2 separate regions of the Homo sapiens genome follow, and region 1 is linked to region 2. Evidence: chromatin loops called from intact Hi-C (ENCODE). Cell type or tissue: heart left ventricle. All regions are shown on one strand. Links, peaks and the distances in the headings refer to the core of each region. The heading gives the core; the rest is flanking DNA.

The links. Peaks named below come from ENCODE experiments on the same cell type or tissue, not always from the same donor. Only the 100,000 strongest peaks of a DNase experiment are listed, where the experiment ranks them.
Region 1: a loop joins it to region 2, with 3 times the contacts of the local background. A loop is called at or near these places in 2 of 110 quality-filtered maps.

What each region holds. Positions count from the first base shown.
Region 1 is chr18:2,715,199-2,718,004 of GRCh38, reverse strand. The region is part of intron 17 of SMCHD1 (structural maintenance of chromosomes flexible hinge domain containing 1); the gene reads right to left. Among named protein-coding and RNA genes, the nearest start is that of SMCHD1, 61 kb to the right of the region's middle. RefSeq lists an enhancer at 766-1,266. In heart left ventricle, for the core only: no CTCF peak of the experiment used is centred there; a DNase peak (open chromatin) is centred at 1,114; H3K27ac peaks cover 1,261 bases.
Region 2 is chr18:2,563,669-2,566,474 of GRCh38, reverse strand. It overlaps METTL4 (methyltransferase 4, N6-adenosine), which reads left to right. Exons shown (of 9, transcript NM_022840.5): 3 at 2,616-2,678. Among named protein-coding and RNA genes, the nearest start is that of METTL4, 6.4 kb to the left of the region's middle. In heart left ventricle, for the core only: no CTCF peak of the experiment used is centred there; no DNase peak of the experiment used is centred there.

The sequences.
Region 1 (2,806 bases), core at 4-2,503, 150 kb before region 2:
CAGCAATAATAATAGTTAACTCTTCAATTCATTAAAATCTCTTTATTTCAAGTCTTATAAACTCTTTCACTTTATTTAAAATTACTATTTAAAGAGAAAGGAAGACAACAGAAGACAAATAACATGACCTCTCCAAAAAATTCCTTATTTATTGCCCACTCTAGAATTATATAATGTAAATATTAAAAAAAACAAAATTTTTAAAAAGGCAATTCATGAACAAATCCGAAATGTTTATCAAGTAGGTAACATGACCACACAGACCAAAAAGAGGGAGAAAGAGAGAGAAAAGCAGTCAACCTTACCCACTTGGAAACAGTACAATAGTGCATTCACACTGTGAACTTCTATCTAAGAAGGAACACAGGAGCTCAACATAAAAGCATAACAGGCCCAGCGTGGTGGCTCATGCCTGTAATCGCAGCACTTTGGAAGGCTGAGGCCAAGAATTTGAGACCAGCCTGGGCCATATAGTGATGGCTTGTCTCTACAAATATTTAAAAATTAGCCAGGCATGGTCCGGCTAAGCAGTCCCAGCTACCTGAGAGGATGAGATGGGAGGACTACTTGAGCCCAGGAGGTCAAGGCCACAGCGAGCTATGAAGGTACCAGTCTGGGCAACAGAGTAAGACCTTGTCTCAAAAAAAAAGCAAAAGAAACTTTGGATACTTTGAACACTACAGTGGGCAACAGCACTGCATGTCCCATGAAAAACTGGGAGTGAATCCTCTGTGTGAGAAGGGAAGAGAGCAACTGAAGCCAGCTGGGAGCTCCTTGGCCCTACCAAGCACTGGATCTGACTTGGAGAGCATTGGGAACAGTGGGAAGTGCTCCACCCATACTCCCAGACCTGGGTGGTACAAATAGAAGGCAGCCATTCCCGATCCTAAGTCACAGCGGGCTGCACAGAAACCTGCCAGCCAGCATAGGTGGCACTCACTGGTATGGAGAGTCTCCAGACTAAGATTTGTGATCTAATATTGAGGAGAGCAGCCTCCACAACCAGAATTGAGAGGCAAGTGTAATATGGGCCCCAGCCATGGGTATGAGAATTGGGTGCCCCTGCTTTGCAGAGCCAGACTGGGAGGGGTATGGCCTGGAGCCTGGTTTTTGTCCCTGGCAGGACGTTTTGCAGCCTGAGACAGATTCACAATCTGAGGACAGACTGCCTGTGACTTGGCTGGCTGTTTCAGCTTGCTGCCAGCAGCAGATGGTAGGAGGGAATCCAACCAGGTCAAAACTGTAGAGAACCGGGTCCCACTATCACCTGCCAGGTTGTGGAGCCCTAGCGACCCCACTTTCCCCATGCTGGATCTTTGGCATGGCAGTGGTTGCTCTGCTCCTCCCTGGAGCATTCCTTCGGGGCCTGAGAACTGCCTTGCAACCCCTGCAAGGGCTGGTGCTTGTGCCCTGTTGGGGTGGCCAGAATGCAGGATTCTCCAGCCCAGCCCTGCCTAGCTTTGCCCTCCCTACCTGCCTCAGGGGCAGAGTACAGGACTGGGACCCCTGGAAGTTACACAGTCCAGCCCATCATCTAGGACATCAGAGTACTTCTGGTTAACAAAGGTAACCCATAAATGCTACCACAACAGCTGCATCCAGCTCTTACCTTCTAGCACCACATACCGGACAGGAGGCCAACCTTCACAGCCCATTAAAACATCTGCTAAAACAATTGTGCAGTGCTCAGGAAGGAGACAAGCTCTGCACCACCTCTACTACCACAATTGTCCATACCACTGCAGCTACACAGGAGGCCCTGAGACTGCTCACCCGCCTGATACATTACTACAACAGCCAGCACTGGAGAAAGCCACCACACTAAGGCTATTTATAAACAAGGAAATCATAGATAATCTATGTCACTGAATACACCCAAGAAGCAAAGCCACAAGAATCTATTAAACATACATCATAGACACATCATCAAGGAAAAAATAAGTCCTGCCCCAACAAATGTAAATTCAAAACTAAAAATAAGCAACTACTACTACGGATACAAAGGAAATCAGGACAATACAGAAAATATTAAAAAATAAGGTGCTATGACAGTTCCAAAGCAACATGGTAATTCTCTAACGATGGATCCTAACCAAAAAGAAATCTTTGAAATATCAAATAAAAAATTCAAAATACTGATTATTTTATTTTCTTGAGATGTGGTCTTGCTCTGTTGCCCTGGGTGAATTTCAGCGGCACAATCATAGCTCACTGCAGTCTCATGGGCTCAAGTGATCCTCCCACCTCAGCCTCCTAAGTTGCTGGGACTACAGGTATATATTACCATGCCCACTTCTTAAATTAAAAAAAAATTTTTTTAGAGAGTGTCTCACTGTGTTGTCCAGGATGGTCTTGAACTCCTGGCATCAAGCTATCTTCCCACTTCAGCCTCCTGGGATTATAGGCATCAGCCACCAAGCCCAGCTAAAATACTGATTTTTAAAGAAGCTCTATGAGATACAGGAGATAGCTGAAAACTAATATAAAGTAGTGAGAAAATGAAATTCAGGATATGAATGAGAAATTTACCAAAGGCATAGTTTTTTGTTTTTTTAAAAAAGAACTTCTGTAATAAAAAAATTCATGGAAGGAATTACAAGATATGGTTGAAAGCAAACAATGGACTAGACCAAGCAGGAGAATCTCAAAATGTGAAGATAAATCTGTTGAATTAATCAATCAGACAAAATAAAGAAAAAAGAATTGTAAAAAATGATCAAAGCCTTCTCGAAGTATGGGTCAATGTAAAACAGCCAAACCAACAAATCCCAGGTATTCCCAAGGGAAAAGAAAAAGCAAAAACTTT
Region 2 (2,806 bases), core at 162-2,661:
GTTTACAACTGTTTTTGCTTTAAAAAAAAAGTTTTTCTACAAAATTTCTAAGCAGTAAGTGGTATTTCGGAGGTTTTTAGAGAGCTATCCCTTGGAGATACGTAATAAAAGTTTGTAAGAAGGGTGATTGTTTTAAAAGTTTCTAGTGATACAAGTAGAAAGCTCCTGTGGTAAATATACCCGTTTGTAAAGTATATGTATTTGTATATTCACACTGGTGCAATCTTTTAGTAGAGTTTTGGGAATGCCATACAGGATCAAATTAATTATGCTTTAATACTTTTTATCTCTTTCAGGAATTTAGAGGTGATTTTACAAAGTCCATTTTAGATATCTGATATCAGCATTGTCTTTTTTACTTATTTTTATTTATTTGTTTATTTTATTTATTTATTTATTTATTTATTTATTTATTTATTTATTTATTTGAGACAGAGTCTTGCTCTGTCACCCAAGCTGGAGTGCAGTGGTGCTATCTCAGCTCACTGCAAGCTCCGCCTCCCGGGTTCACGCCATTCTCCTGCCTCAGCCTCCCGAGCAGCTGGGACTACAGGCGCTTGCCACCACGCCTGGCTAATTTTTTGTATTTTTAGTAGAGACGGGGCTTCACTGTGTTAAGCCAGGGTGATCTTGATCTCCTGACCTCGTGATCTGCCCACCTCGGCTTGAGCCACTGCACCCGGCCTCAACATTTTCTTTTTTAGTGATAGGATTAACATTCATTACTCACCGAACAAACGTTTGAGCTCTTTCTATGTGCCATTGTATGCAGAGTGATGAAACAAGATAAACATAATCCCTCCCTGATGGATCTTATAATTCGGTGAAGAAGAAAGATATTAAATACGAAAGTTTGTTGAGAATTAGAATAAGGAAAGTAATAAAGAAAATACATTTTCTGAAATGGAACTTTTTAATATTGTGACTTTTTTCTTGTGCATATTCTTCTTTTTTTTAATTTTAATTTTAATTTTTAAGTTCACAGGTACATGTATAGGTTTGTTATATAGATACATTTGTGTCATGGGGTTTTGTTGTACAAATTATTTCATCACCCAGGTATTAAGCCTAGTACCCATTAGTTATTTGTCCTGATCCTTTCCCTCCTCCCATCCTCTGACCTCCATCTTCCAGTAGGCCCCAGTATCTGTTGCTCCCCTCTGTGTGTTCATGTGTTGATCCCCCTTTTTTTTTTTGAGACGGAGTCTTGCTCTGTTTCCCAGGCTGGAGCGCAGTGGCGTGATCTCGGTTCACTGAAACCTCTGCCTCTCAGGTTCAAGCAATTCTCCTGTCTCAGCCTCCCGAGTAGCTGGGATTATGTGTGTCCACCACCATACCCGGCCAATTTTTTGTATTTTTAGTAGACACCTTGTTGGCCAAGCTGGTCTTGAACTCCTGATCTCAGGTGATCCACCTGCCTCGGCCTCCCAAAGTGCTGAGATTACAGGTGTGAGCCACCATGCCCAGTCCCCTTTTTCCTTTCATCAAATATTTATTGATCATTTACTACGTGTCACACACAGAAAAGAAAATATTTAGCATTGTCCGAGGTCTTAGTAAAATAGTATGTTGTAATATAAGTAATTCAGATAATAACAAGCCTTTGTAAAGGACTTTATAGTTTACAGGGTATGGGCATTAATTTTTAATGTTTAATCTCTCAGGTTGGGTAAATTTCTTATAACATGGAAAAAAATAGATGAACCTATGTAATAAATGTAATCTTGATGACACCTTCTGATATGCTAAAGCAAATTATACAATATTAAGTCCATTTATTTATTTAGCCAACAGACATTTATTGTTAGCATGCTAAGAGTTTGACACAAGGTAAGCACTGGAGTTTCAGCCATAAAAAGTACTAAGTCCTTACTCTATATTGTTAGATATAGAACAGTGTCAATATAAATCTGATTCATACCTAACCCTCATCAGTCATAAGCACATTGGAATTTCTTTTGATGATAGCACCTGGCTAGTTTCTCTTCTCAGAAATAAAGGAAATTGAGAATAACTATACCATATATAAAGTGATAGATGGCACTGGTAACTTCATACGGTGTCATAGTTTCCTTGTATTTCATGGGTGCTGATGCTACACTTTATCATGTGGAACTAGTTCTTTTTTTTGAGACAGAGTCTCGCACACCATTCTCCTGCCTCAGCCTCCCAAGTAGCTGGGACTACAGGCGCCTGCCACCATGCCTGGCTAATTTTTTTTTTTTTTGTATTTTTAGTAGAGATGGGGTTTCACCATGTTAGCCGGGATGGTCTCGATCTTCTGACCTCGTGATCCTCCCGCCTTGGCCTCCCAAAGTGCTGGGATTACAGGCGTGAGCCACCGTGCCCGGCCAGAACTAGTTCTTATTAATAGCAGATAAAGCTGAGGTGACCTTTTACAATCCATTTTGTTTATGTTGTTGTTTTTAATTTACTTTGGGAAAGCTTACCTCCTCACTCCATACCCTTTGCATTGATTTTGACCTCAGTAGACAATTACTACTATTAATTATTAATTATTATTAGACAGATATAAGACATAAATAATGTTATAATGAAAAAGCAAAATATTAATGGCAACATAACTTTTCCCCTGTAATTGATCTACCCTTTAGAAGCGTAAAAGATGTGTTGTTTTCAATCAAGGTGAATTGGATGCTATGGAATACCATACAAAGGTAAGTGTAAAATGTTCATTGATCACATTGGAAGATTAATGTGAAGTAGTAGAAAATAAATGGACAACATAAATAAGGATTTTTTTTCAAAATCAAGCAATCATTTTGATCAGGCTTAGCACTTAATA